Regions from separate parts of the Homo sapiens genome. Here region 2 is linked to region 1. A link is a contact called in ENCODE Hi-C or POLR2A ChIA-PET data. All regions are on one chromosome and are shown on one strand. The core of a region is the stretch at or near the end of the contact, and the rest is flanking DNA. Distances in the headings are between cores, read along the strand shown.

The links. A loop is a pair of places that touch in the nucleus more often than their neighbours do. ChIA-PET counts read pairs that join two places held with the same protein, here RNA polymerase II (POLR2A). Pooled maps may share reads with other maps.
Region 2: a pooled map shows a loop between it and region 1 (2.9-fold over the local background). The contact joins the promoter of HCG9 here to the promoter of HCG17 in region 1. A Hi-C loop is called at or near these places in 1 of 37 single-sample maps with no recorded cell type and 8 of 50 pooled maps. POLR2A ChIA-PET finds 5 or more read pairs at or near these places in 2 of 52 experiments (WTC11 and naive thymus-derived CD4-positive, alpha-beta T cell).

What each region holds. Positions count from the first base shown.
Region 1 is chr6:30,321,964-30,329,835 of GRCh38, reverse strand. HCG17 (HLA complex group 17) reads left to right here and starts at 3,702. Exons shown (of 5, transcript NR_052012.1): 1 at 3,702-3,827. It overlaps TRIM39 (tripartite motif containing 39), which reads right to left and starts at 2,909. Exons shown (of 8, transcript NM_001369521.2): 1 at 2,841-2,909; 2 at 795-947; 3 at 66-525. The coding sequence starts at 518. HCG18 (HLA complex group 18) reads left to right here and starts at 2,680. Exons shown (of 3, transcript NR_102327.1): 1 at 2,680-3,685. It overlaps TRIM39-RPP21 (TRIM39-RPP21 readthrough), which reads right to left and starts at 525. Exons shown (of 10, transcript NM_001199119.1): 1 at 66-525. The coding sequence starts at 518. RefSeq lists enhancers at 1-992, 4,230-4,873.
Region 2 is chr6:29,970,303-29,976,364 of GRCh38, reverse strand. It overlaps HCG9 (HLA complex group 9), which reads right to left and starts at 1,250. Exons shown (of 3, transcript NR_028032.1): 1 at 848-1,250. It also overlaps the pseudogene MICD. RefSeq lists enhancers at 173-822, 823-1,473.

The DNA.
Region 1 (7,872 bases), core at 2,453-4,952:
AGTATCTCATCCTCTGCCGCTTCTCCCTTTTTACCCACACTGACATCGTGTGTCTGCTTCCCCACCTTGTACTCCTGTGTAGCATCGTCCAGTGGCACAACGGTGTGGGCCCGGTGGGTGTGGGAAATTGCACATATCAAGCATACAGCCTCCTGGTCCTCATAACAGAAAAGGCTGAGGGCCTCATGGTGTTGGGGGCAGAGGCTCTCATCCCGGATCTTCCGCTTGACGGCCTGGAGCTGCTTGGCAATTTCCACCATACTGCCTAGTTGCCGATTAGGTCGGAGACTGCGGTAGCGGGATGTCTTTCGACAGACAGGACAAGGGAAGTCCCTCTCTAGGTCCTCCCACCAGCGGGTGATGCAAGCTTTGCAGAAGTTGTGCCCACACTCAATGATGACAGGTTCCTTCAGATACTCCAGGCACACAGAGCAGCTCGCCTCCACCTGTAAGTTCTCCAAAGCCGCAGCTGTAGAGGCTGCAGAGGCCCCAGCCTCTAACAGACTTGTCTCTGCCATAATTTAACTTGGGAGTGGGGAAGAGGACAGAGAAAATAAAAATATTAATTGGAGGTTTTTTCTTTTTTTTTTTTTTGCATCCCTGACCCGACATTTATCCCTATGTTAAGTCCTAACTCCAGATTTGCCCCTTCTTGTTATTCTCCATCTTCTCTTCCAATCAATTCAACCTCTTTGTTTCTCCATTTTCAAAACTTGTGACTCCCAGCCATCAACCTTTTTTTTCTTGTTAGTAAACTGACACACAACCCCCAATTGATCTATCTTGTCTCTTACCTCTGCTTTCTCTTGTTAGAAAGAGAAGCTTCCTTCAACTCTAGCTCAGCATACTTCTCCTGATCCAGGCTCATTCCACTTATATCTTAGAACCAATAGTTCCAGACACTGTATCCTCGTTTGACATACGTTTCTAACAGACAAGAAAGGAATCTGAGAAGTAAAAAAGTCATAAAAATATTAACATTTCTTAAATTAACCATATTTTAAAGTTTAATGTTATAAGAGCTTTATGATTAATCCACTGGAGTCTAAGCTTGATTCTCTGACACTGTTCTCTCATTCTTCTAAATCACAATATCCAACCTTTTGGCTTCCCTGGGCCCACTGGAAGAAGTGTCTTGGGCCAGACATAAAATACATTGACACTAATGACAGCTGATAAGCTTAAAAAAAAAAAAGTCCATGCATAACTTTTGTTCTATCACCACCACAGAAGGTCCATGCATAATTTTTATCAGCCACCACAGATAAGCAAAGAGAGTCCTCATATTGAAAGGGTTAGATACCACTGCTCTAAAGGCTAACAAATGGAATGAATGAGGCAAAGGCAACCTCCTCTTTTCAGGAAAATCTGAAATTATTCTTCCTTTTATCCATCAGACTAGCCTAAAGGAAATCTGCTCTCTTCTTGGAATGACATTTCACGCAACATTCCATTTCTCTTGTGTTCATCTGGACACTCAGAACTGCTGAAAACTGATAAATTATGGCAACCATATTAAATATTGCTGAGCTCAGGCCAACGACTTCTTGAAAAGAGAGCAACGAGTCTATTTGTAGTGACTGGAATCTTTCAATATAGCTATTGATAACTAACACCCTGGGCATAGTGTGTCTCCAACTTATAGGTCCTGGAGTGGTTGCGAATTAAGAGACACAAAAGAGGCAATGAGATCTCCCTCAAGCGCAGCCTCAGAAGAATTGGAAATGCATAGGAGAGATTTATAAAACACAAGGCTGGCCCCCTACTCCATCCTTAAAACATCCATACTTTTAGCCATGGGTAAGTTGATTTAACTATCCCCATAACCTTTTCTCCTCCCGACCCCCATCCTTCTCCAGGGACCTACTGGAAGGAAGGAAATTTGGTAGATCTATGTGCTGAGAGATAAGTGGCCATGTAATGAGGTAGGTTAACAACAATTGTTCCTGTATATATTGTTGGCACACACAAATGTGTTTGATTTGGAGTAGGAACTGATAACTTCTTTGGATTTGAATTTCTTCTGTCAGCAATAGGAGAGAAGTTCAGTCAGATGATTTCTATCTGTGGGAATCCAACTTTGACTTGTGGTGATCCTACCCCTTCCTCAGTCTTTTACAAATTAAGTGGCCTCCTCACCTGAGACGAGTAGAACTGTATGCACAGTAAGGCACCAGGACGGATCTAGACTGGCAAAGAAGTGGTGAGAGAAATGGGGAAAGGGTTAGGGAAGAAGGGAGAGGACTCTCAACTACAGTCATAGTGAGACCTTGAGTGCCTCTGCGTTAGTCCTTCCTCTTCCTCTACTCCTTGTGTCTCAGCTGAAGGGCAAACTTCAGGGACAATCTCATTTTGTTTCTACCACTGTTCAGGGTCCCACCTTGCGACCCTCTCCTGAGAGGTTGTCCACAACTCTGTCCCACCCCCGTTCTCCATCTTCTTCCGCCAGATCTGGGGCTGGGGCATTGGAGAGGGGAAAGAGGAAACGTCGTGGCTGGCAGGGTAGGAAGGGATGCGTGTCCAGGTGAGAAAGAGGTGTGACGTGCAGATGGGATGCCCGCCGCTATGACGCTGCCGAGACCCGCGGTGACTGCGTCAGAGTTTCACCCGGGGAGGTGAGCAGCAGCGGGACGGGGGAACGGCGGGGTAGCCAAGCAACGCCGGACGCGCTGACGTCGCCGGGGCGGCAAAACGTCCGCCCGGGCCCGAGGCGGGCGGAGGCAGCTGTGGTTACGTGCGGGGGGCCGGTGACGCAGTCGCGGGGCGCTGGGACGCGGCTTGCGGAGCCGGCCGGCGAGCGCAGGCCCCAGGCTCGGGCGCGGCGGCGGGACAGCACCTACCTTCCCGGCTTCGGGTCCGGGAGTGCGGGGCGCGGAGCCGCCGGAGCGCTGCCTCCCTCCTTCCTCCTCCCCTCGCCCCCGCCCCGCGGCGCGACACACAATACTCGCCGGAAGCGGAAGCCGCGCCGAGGCTCGTGTCAGTGGAAGCTGGGGTGTCGGCGGGCGGCCGCGGCCGGGTCTAGCGGTGCCTGCGGAAGAAGGAGGAGGAGGGCTGGCGATGAGAAGCAGCAGGGGGAATCAAGGGCAAGAAGGGACCCAGAGGGGCAGGTGGCTGAGATGCTGGCGTCCAGGTGACCCGAGGAATCCTCTGGAGATACAGGCCCGCGCATGCGCGTGCTCGAGCGCTGAAGCCCATTGCCCGCAGGGCGCTGGACTGGCGCCCCGGCCGGCGAGGCTGTCTAGTCCAGGCTCCAGGCCCCGGCTCTGGCCAGGCGCCGCCGCCTCCCGGTGCAGCTGAAAGTCGACGAAGAGGGCGGGGCGGGGGCGGCTTGTGGACTTCCACACTTTTCCTCTCTTCGGGCCAGTCTGGGGAGAGGGTGGCTAGCTGTGGCGGCGGCCAATTACGTGGCGGACCTGCGGGGCTAAGCTGGCACGTCACTTCCGACTAGTGGAGTTTTTAGCCTTTTAACATTCAAGGATTAGGTAAGTTCTCCCCGCGGTAGACTTCAAATACTCTTTGTCCTGCCCCTGCTTGGCGAAATTTACCGAAATTATCTACCTATCCCGCTGGAGTGGGAGCCGGGGGAGAGCTGGAACCGCGTCTCTGCTGCTCACCTTTGTGTCCTTAGCTCCTTCGCATGGGGTCCGACCGCAACACGTGCGCTGGATAAACGCTTGTTAACTGGGTGAGAGCCAAGGCCTGTTCTTTCCACTTCTGGGGCTGTGACTTGAGTTTCTCCGCAGGAGCAGATAGTGTTTGTGTAGGGACTGCGGACTTTTGCATTACAGCCTCCCTGCTTTGCCCGCCTGCTGCTGGAAGCTTAGCAGGTCAGTGATTTTGGAGGAAGTGGGTGAGGTGATGAGGCTGGGGAAGAGTATGCTGGGAGAGGTGTGAGGGGCCCGGGAAGAGGTGATGGGGCTGGGGAGGGGCTAGTAGTGGGTAGAGGTGTGAAAAGGCTGAGGAGGAGGGGTTAGTGCTAGGAGGGGTGTGACACGGCTGGTAGAAAAGATAGCTTGCTCCGCCTCCCCGCCGCCAGCACTAGTCATGGAGAATATTCATTGAAAGAGATGAGCAGATTTTGCTGTACTCTCCTCGGTGAGAAAGGGCCCTAATTTCCGGTGTAAATTGTGCTGCTGTTTACAAACACCCTGCATTATTTAACCTCTCATCTTGGGAGCCAGAAACTATTTACTTGCTGAAAATATAATCCAGTATCTAAGGTATAAAGATTTGGGATCACACATGCTAATTACAGTTGTCTACCTTTACTGTTCCTTTTTTTGTGCCAAGAATTGAAGAAGATTAAATTTGAGAAAATTACATTTGATACCTTTTTTCACATTGCTATGTAGCCGTTAGGGATTTTAGCAGCAGCACTTGTTCTAATTCACAAGATGTCTCACTTGTAAGGGTAGTTTGAAAGCCACTAACTGGGCAGTGAGCCTCCTTAGCCGTGGCTTCGGAGGGAGAGAGAGATTTGGTTTTGATTTGTTAATTTGTGGCGCTTAAGATGTTGATAGCCCTCCTTTCTGGCTTTCTGTTTGTAGATAACCAGGAGGAATGTGATTAGACTAAGGAAATTAACAAGAGGAGGTCCAGTTCTAAGGACTGTGAAGAATGTGCTTGCCTAGAGACTGATATTAAGGGGATTTTATGCTGAATATGGAAGGAAAAAAGGGAGACTGTCTAGGTAAAACTATAAAATTATGAAGCGCAAGTAGTATGACATATAACAGGGCTTGGCAAATCTTTGCTGTAGAGAGCCAGAGAGGACATCTTTTTGGCCTTGTGGTCCATACTCAGCTTTCTCCTTGCAGTATGAAAACATCATTAGACAGTACTAAATGAAGGCTGGGCGCGGTGGCTCACGCCTGTAATCCTATCACTTTGGGAGGCCGAGGCGGGTGGATCACCTGAGGTCAGGAGTTTGAGACCAGCCTGGCCAACATAGCGAAACCCTGTCTCTACTTTTTAGTAGAGACAAAAATTAGCCGGGCGTGTGGCGCGTGTGGCGCGCACCTGTAATCCCAGCTACCTGGAAGGCGGAGGCAGGAGAATGGCTTGAAAGCAGGAGGCAGAGGTTGCAGTGAGCCGAGATCTCGCCACTGCACTCCAGCCTGGGCGACAGAGCGAGACTCTGTCTCCAAAAACAAACAAAAGCTAAATGAGCATGGCTGTGTGTCAATGAAACTTTATTATGGATGCTAAAATTTGAATTTAATAACATTTTCAAGTGTCATTAAATACTCCCCTTGGATTCTGGCCCTCCCTCCCCAGTCATTTAAAAATGTAAAAACCATTCTTAGCTTTTGACGTATACGAAGACAGATAGTAGACCGTAGTTTGCCGACTCCGGACAGGATAATAATGAAATATCCGGTATTTTTCAAGCGATAGTAATTGGGAGAGAGTGAAAACAAGCTATAATCTCTTAATTTCATCTGTCTGTTTACCACAATAATAAAGGGGATCTGAATTCTTAACACAAATTTGTTATGGCCTTTGAAAGTTGCCAAGATTTATGAATGTACGTATATTCTCTAAACAAGAAAAGGTATATTCCTTGTTTAAAAAGGATTACAGTTCAAGAAAAGTGGAATAACACCGAGTTTTGATGTTGATTTATACCAAAGGATTTTCAACACAGGAATATGCAAAAATGAACTGTAATAATGGGATGTAATTAAACAAATTTTAAATATACATTTTTAATATTTTTATATCAATAAGGGAAAACAGAAGCAATCTTGAAATGACTGAGTCATATAGAGCAAATGGGCATATAAGCAGTGTAGGTAGGAAACTGGTTGAGGTCAGATATGATGAGATGGGAGGGATGAAGGCGGGGTTTAATTGTCCAAGACTTGTGAGATTCTTACTCATGAAAAGGCAATATATCTAATCCCCCTCCATTTTTTTCATTTTTTATTATGAAAAATTTCAAACATAGAGACAGTCTTCAGCTTGCTTTTTATACTTTATAGTGGCTTTTATTGTTCCAGTTTGGTGACATAGAGCTACCTCACTCTTTTTAAAGTCTGCATTATTCATTTTGTAGACATGTGATTTATTCAACAATTTTGAGTAGACATTTAAGGTTCTTTCCACATCTTATTAAATAAAGGCTGTCGAGAACATCCTTGTACATATCTCTTTAGATCGTCGTGCCATTATATTAGTAGGATAAATTTCTGGAAGTTTGGCTGCTGGGTTCGAAGGCATGGAAATTTAAAATTCTATTAGATTTTTACAATTATCTTTCCGTAAGTGCCTGGCAAGGTGTCAGAGCCCTGGCACCGGGAAGTGGTCAACTCGCAGGTTGGTAAAATGAATTTACCATACCTACAAACAGTATAGGTTTGAAAAAAGGAAAGTTTATTAGAAAGGAAGAACTGAAACAGCCTTTGCAAAATGATGACTGAGACAGTGAAAGAAATCTAACGTAACCGACTCCATCTTGCTTCTAAGCTCCAAGCTGTTCTTGTTCATTCCTGGGCGTAGGCTGAACTAACTTTGGGAGAAACTTAGTTTATAAACAAAGAGGGTAACAGCCCTTTCCCAAAGCAGACTTCCTTCTTGTCTGAGGACTAGACTAACATTAGCCACAGGATTAGAATTTTTGGTTTAGTAGTCATGCAGCTGGAGGCTGCAAGATTCTGACCCTCCCTAAACTGCTCCTGTGATCAGTGCTTGAGGTATTTTGCAGACCCCGTACTTGATGGGTCAGCTGGCACTACCCACATCAATAAACTGGCTCTTTTTTTTTTTTTTTTTTTTTTTGGAGACGGAGTCTTGCTCTTGTCGCCCAGGCTGGAGTGCAAATGGCACGATCTCGGCTCACTGCAACCTCCGCCTCCCGGATTCAAGTGATTCTCCTGTCTCAGCCTCTCGAGTAGCTGGGATTACAGGCACCTGCCATCACGCCTGGCTTTTTCTGTTTGTTTTTTTTTTTTTGTTTTTTAGTAGAGACAGGGTTTCACAATGTTGGCCAGGCTGGTTTCCAATTCCCGACCTCCGGTGATCCACTCACTTTGGCTGCCCAAAGTGGCTCATCTGATTATGTGGCCCCCACCCAGGAACTGACTCAGTGCAGGAAGACGGTTTTGATTCCCTACAGTTTCATCCCTGACCAATCAGCACTTCTGGCTCACTGGCTTCCCCCCACCCACGAAGTTATCTTTTAAAACTCTGCTCCCCCGTGCTCGGGGAGACTGATCTCCCACACAGCTGGTTCTGCGTGAAGTACTCTTTCTCTATCACAATTCCCCTGTCTCGATGAATTGACTCTGTCTAGGCATGGGCAAGGTGAACCCCTTAGGCGGTAACAGAACACTGCAGAAGAGTGCAGTGGGGCGCCTCAGCAAGAGGACTAAGTGTGCTGCCATGGATTTTTCTTTAGAGGTATTTATGGACCTTAAGGCAGGAGCTTAGGATAGTAAAAAGAGTTTCGGCATGGCATTTCAGAGATGTATATAAATTTTAGTTACTTGTAAAAGTTGAAAGAGGCCTGGAACCAGACTTTAGATACTAGGAAAGTTTAATTACTTCTGAATTCCCAGAAAAGGAGTTTCGCCTCTGTCTGGCCCGTTTGGTGGTCACCAGGTGGTCTTTGTTCCCTTCGAAATTCCTCAGATCAGGAGCTTTTGTCTGTGGGGCCTATTCAGTGGTCAACAGGTGATCAACCTCATGGTCAACTTCAGTAAGGTTGCACCTATTTTTATCCACACCAGCATATCATGAAATACAGTAGTCCTCCCCTTATCCTCGGTTTCATTTCTCAAGGTTTCATTACTCTTGGCAACCACAGTCTGAATATTTTAAGTGGAAAATATCAGAAATAATTCCTAAGTTTTAAATTGGCACCTAAACAAT
Region 2 (6,062 bases), core at 1-2,500, 350 kb after region 1:
CCTCTAAATGCGTTGGAACAAACTTTGCATATTATTATTAGTATCATCGTCATTGAAGTATTAAAAGTCTTCTTGGGGGTGAGCTGAATGAGATCCTTTGCTGGAACTGCCGCAGGGAGAAAAAGTCCTCGAGAGAGGGTAGACACTGTGGAGGGAAGAGCTTGGGACCAGCGTCAGGAGAGCTGGGTCCATCTCCCTCTCTGCCCCTCACTACCCTTGTGACCTTTAGCAGTGTAAATAATCCCTCTAAGGTGGGGACAAGACCCCAGTCCCTGCTGTGCTCAATAAATGATAATGCTCGAAATAAATAATCAGTGAATGTGGATGGGAAAACTAAGTAATTGTTAAAACTCTGTGGTGTATGACATTTTCATCTACAGAAAAGTGTAGGCTAGGGGTCCTGGGGAATGGTTAGTAATCATAGGTGGAGTTCCATTGGGAAAAAAAATGCTCCTAAAGCTGACGAAGATGGAAGGGACACAGTTCGTGATCATGGATGGTTCATTGTCTAATGGGGGTTGGTACCAGATGGTAAATGACAGCTGGACGTGGTGGCACTCGCTTGTAGTCCCAACTACTCAGGAGGCTGAGGTGGCAGGATTGTTCTAGCCCTCGGCTAGAGCGGGAGCGGCTTGGCGTTTCTGGGGGGTCTGAATGGGTCGCAGCGAGCGCGATGCGGTCGCGGCGGGGCTCAGGTGCGATGTGCAGCGAGGTGCGGGAGCTGGACGCTGCCGGTTGCCGCCACTCCTCAGCCCTGCTTTTCAGTCTCTTTTCAGTCCTCCTCGGGATCGCGCATCACCCCCACCCCCTGCACTTTCTGGTCTCTTCTTGCACTTGCTCTCCTCACCTCTCCTCCGCCTCCTCTCACTTTTCGGACAAACCAGCCCTTCTGAAGTCCCTGGGTTCCTGGGCTGTTCCTGTGAATGGCATTCGAGGGCCCTTCCAGCTCTGCCGCTGAGGCAGTCACATCCCCCGGTGCTCAGAGCGGCTCTCGGGTCCCTGAAGCCCTGTCCTCTCCCTGGAGTCCGCGTGTTCTCAGCTCCAGGGCGGGCCGCAGTCCCTGGAGTTGGGGCCCTCCTTTTTTCGGGACCAGGAGCTGGTGCTTCCTATTGCTGTGGGGACTATGGGGCTCCTGACTCTCAAGCTGAGGGGTTGGAGCCTGCCGGCTCCAGGCAGAGGATTCTTCCTGCGACTGCTCCCATCCCCAGCTCATTATCCCTTCGCCTCCCGTTCCCAGGGTTCTTTCCTCTCTGTCAACCCTCCCAGCTACTGTGGACTCCAATGATCTAAGGACACCAAGTTCCCTCCTACTTCCTCAGCTTCCTTTCTCATGGCCCCCTGGGTCCTGTTGCCCTCCCTGCTCCCTGCTACCCCTTTCTATCTGCAGTTCTCTGATCCATTTGTAGGGTGTCCTCTGCCCTCATCCCCTGCTCCCGTCCCTCCTGCCTCCCTTATGGGCCTTTCCTACAAGCAGCCTTCACCCAGTGCTGCCCCTATGCCTCTCCATTCCCAGCTGTCCCTGACCCTAACTTTCTGGTGCTGCCTTTTGTCGGGGGAGTCTTCCCTCCATCCCACTCCCCTCCAGGCCACTTAAGGGGAGCCCTGGTGCTAATGAAAGTTGGGCCTTAGGCAGGGCGCAGGGCAGCGCAGATGCCCCCTCCCCTCCAGTGCAGATGCCTGCTCTGGGCCCTGCCTCAGGTGACCCGTTCCCCACTCCTTCATCCTCAGCCTCACCCTCTTGAGGACCCCACCCTGAAACCCTCAGGTGCTGGACCATCCCTCCCTGGTCCCTCTGCCCCTCTCTGCCTTGGGACCTTATGCTGTTCCCACCTCTTGACCAGCTGCCTTCGGCCCTCAGCAAGTTCTCACCTTCCCCAAACCCCACCCTCCCCCAGACAACCCCTCCCTTCCTGTTCTCACTTTACCCCAAGTTCTCCCAGGGTCACCCCCACTTCCTTCTCATGCCACCCTTTAGTCCTTGCCCTGCCCATCTCCTCACCCCCACCCAGACCCAAAACAGGCTCTAGTCCAACGGCTCCTTGACCCTCATCCTCTTTCGGTTCCTTGACCCCGGTGGGCTGTCAGTTCCTAGACTTCATATCCAAAATCTTCACTTACCACATAGTGGGCTGTGGTCATCCCCTCCTCTGGGCCTTCTCCCAGCACCACCTTCCTCCTGTGAGGGTTTTCTAACCTGAGCCCTCTTTTGGAGTGTGACTGCTCCGCCTTCAGCACCACTCCTCTCTGAAGGCCCTTCCTCAGGCCTTGGTTTTTTTCTCTCTGACCAGGACCCCAGCCTCTTTCTAATTCTATATTATTGTTTGGTACGCGGTGACAATTTCTTTTTTGTTGTTTAATTGTTGTAAAATATACATATAAAGTTCACTATTTTCACCATTTAAAAGTGTACAGTTCAGTGGCATTAAGTACATTCACATTTTTGTGCATCCTGAAACTCTGTGCCTACTAAACAGTAGCTCCCCATTCCTCCTTCCCCCTGGCCCCTGGAACCACTGGTTCTACTTTCTGTCTCTATGAATTTGGTTATTGGGAATTATGCTGCTATGAACATGAGTGTTCAAATATCTTTTTAATGTTCCTGCTTTCATTTCTTTTGGGTAAATACCCAGATGTAGAATTTCTGGATTACATAGTAATTAATTTTTTAGTTTTTGGAGGAAGCAACACACTGATTTCCATAGCAGGTGCCCCACTTTGTCTTTCCCAATGTACTACACAAATGTTCCAGTTTCTCTACCTCTTTGCCAAACTTGCTTTCTCTCTCTCTCTCTCTCTCTCTCTCTGTGTGTGCGTGTGTGTGTGTGTGTGTATTTGATTATAGCCATCCTAATTGGTGTGAAGTAGTAGCCCATTGCAGTTTTGATTTGCATTTCCCTAATAACTACAGATGTTGAGCATCTTTTCATGTGTCTATTGGCCATTTGTATGTCTTCTTCGGAGAATTGGCTATTCAAATTCTTTGCCTACATAGTTTTTTTGAGTCTTATGTTTGTGTTACAGGAATTCTTTATGTATTCTGGATATTAATCTTTTATTAGATAAATGATTTGCAAATATTTTCTTCCATTCTAATGGTTGCTTTTTCACTCTGCAGATTGTGTTTTTTAATGCTCAATTTTTTTTATTTTGATGGGTCCAACTTATCAATTTTTTCTTTGTTGTCTGTGCTTTGGTGTTATATCCATAAAAGTGTTGTCAAAACCTATGTCATGAAGATTATTCCCAATGTTTCATTCTAAGAATTTTTCAGTTTTAGTTCCTGAGTGTAGGTCTTTGATTTATTTAGAGTTAACTTGTATATGTGGTGTAAGTCAGGAGTCCAACTTCATTTCTTTTTGCATGTGAATGTCGTTTTCCTGGCACTGTTTCTGGAAAAGATGCACTGATCCTCCCTTACTCCCATCTTGTACATGATGAGCCTTCCTCAAAGGCAGCGGCCCGCGACTCCATCTCACCCTCACCTGTGTAGCACAGCCATGCTGGTCATGGGTCCCTCTGAGCCTGGGTCCCTTCCCATTTCCACCCTCCCCTCTGGCAAGACCTTCCTTCCACCACTGCCTTCGTGCTCCTCCCTCACCACTGCAGGGCAGCCTCTCTCCTTGGCCTCCTCCCTATACCCTTAGGTGGCCTGTAGCCACCCTGCCTTGGCAGCTGGCCTACATGTTTGCCATCTCCATTCCCCCTTCTTCTGTTCCTCAGTCTGCTCCTCCATCCTCCTGCCCTCCCAGTTTTCCTTGTATCTGAAATCCTCATTCTTGTCCCTTTGCATATGTACATTTCCTGCCTCCTCAGAAAGGTTGAGACAGCAGACCTGTGTGTTAAACATCAATGTGAAGTTACTTCCAGGAAGAAGTTTCATCCGTGGTTTCTTGTTCCCCAGGGCCCCACAGTCTTCATTACAACCTCACGGTGCTGTCCCGGGATGGATCTGTGCAGTCAGGGTTTCTTGCTGAGGGACATCTGGATGGTCAGCCCTTCCTGCTCTTCAACAGGCAGAAAGGCAGGGCTGGGTCCCGGGGACAGTGGGCAGAAGCAGTTCTGGGAGCTGAGACCTGGGACACAGAGACTGAGGACTTGACAGAGAATGGGCAGGACCTCAGAAGGGCCCTGGCATATATCAAGGGACAGAAGGGAGGTGAGAGGTGGCAGCAGGCAAGAGTGATGGGAGACCTTTTCCAGGAGAGCTGGGGGCAGAGAGCAGGGACCTGTCTGTCCCCACTGGATCTGGCTGGGGGCAGGGGTGAGGAATAGGGGTCAGCAGAGCTCGGTGGGGAGGTAACCTGGCACTCAGCCCACACAGAAAGGCATGGAGGAGGGCCAGGGAGGGGTCTCCTCTGGTCTGAGTTCCTCACTTGGAACTGCTGGGTGGGGGTAGCCTTGCATTCCCTCCAGGAGATTAGGGGTTGTGAGATCAGGAAGCCAGCAGCACCAGGGGCTCTAGGCTTTCCTACTCTTATGGGTAGCTCTTCCTCTCTCTCAACCTGGAGACTCAGGAATGGACAGTATCCCAGTCCTCCAGAACTCAGACCTTTGCTATGAACATCACAAATTTCTAGAAGGAAGATGCTATGCCGGCCGAGACACACTCTCACCCTATATGGGTAGACTGCAGGCAGAAACTACAGCAGTATCTGGAATCCTGTGTGGGTGTCAGGAGAGCAGGTACTGGGCCTGGGTAGGGGCTTTCCTCTCCCCTATTCCACTAGAGTCACCCCGACCCCCAACTCTGTCCAGGGAAACCCTCCTTGTGCTATGGATGCATGTGTTTTCTGTTGGTGTGTTATATCCTGATTTTTCTCTCCTGTTAGAGCCACTGGAAAAAGACAGTGGGTCAGGGATTGAAGGGTCCAGTGTCACAATCTGGGGAAGCAGTGGGCCCTCTGACAGAAGCCTGAACCTGGGTGGGTGTCAGGCAGGAGAGGAAGCCCCCAGGGCCAAGGCTGCCCCATCTGCTTCCCAGCCTGCCCATCCCTAAGAGTTCCCTCTGGCCCCATGTACCAGGAGCCCAGCCCTGACATTCCCCTCCTCAGCATCAATGCAGGGATCCCAGAGCATAAAGACACAGTCTCGAGGCCCATCCTTCTGCCAGCCTTGAGGAATTGGTCCCCAGGGTGAGGACAGACTTGCAGAAGGTCTGGGGTCCGTGAGGACTTCTGCCAGAGTCGGAGCAGTGGAGCGGACCAGCCCTATTCCCTGCATCTCCATTAGAGGGGAGCAGGGTTTGGCCATGTGCCTCATTGTCTCTGCCCTTTCTTCTCCAGTCCCCCACTCCTCCACCATGAGTGTGGCCTGCAGTGAGGCCCTGGAGGGCAACATCACCCTGATATGCTGGGCTCTGGCTTGTATCTCCAGAATATCTCTCTGACCTGGTGACAGGATGGGGCGTCTTTGAGCCAGGATGCCCAGCAGTCTTGGGGTGTTCTGTCCAATGGGATGGGACCTACCACACAGAGGTGGCCTGCAGGATTCCCCAAGGAGAGGAGCAGAGGGTCATCTGCTCCATGGGATACAGCAGGAATCACAGCACTCACCCTGTGTCCTCTAGTGAACCTGGGACCACCCTTGAGGGTTCCAACATAAGGAGGATCAGGCCAGGGTGGGGGCAGCAGGAACGGCTGTGGCTGTGGGTGCCCAGTGTGTAATAGGCCCTTTTTTTCAGGGATGGCCCTGGTGCTTCAGAGTTGATGACCAGCCATTCCATATGTTGCTGCTGTTGCTGCTTTCATCATCATTAGTATTATTAGTAGTATTATTATTCTCTGTGTCCTTTGATGCAAGAAGAAGACAACATCAGGTGCAGAGGGTCCAGGTGAGAAAAGGGGACAGTTGCTAGAGATGGGAGGGTCCCTGTCTGGGCTGTAGGGTCCCCTCATACCTTCTGTGCAGATAGGCTTGTAGGTGACAAGGCTTCTGGAACAGGCGATGAAAGTTGGGGTATTTGGGAGGGGAATGAGAGCCACGTTGCCATCTACATCCCTGTGAGAAAGAAACTCACCCATTCAAACCCAAAGAATAGACTCAGAGACCCAGAGAACAGCGAA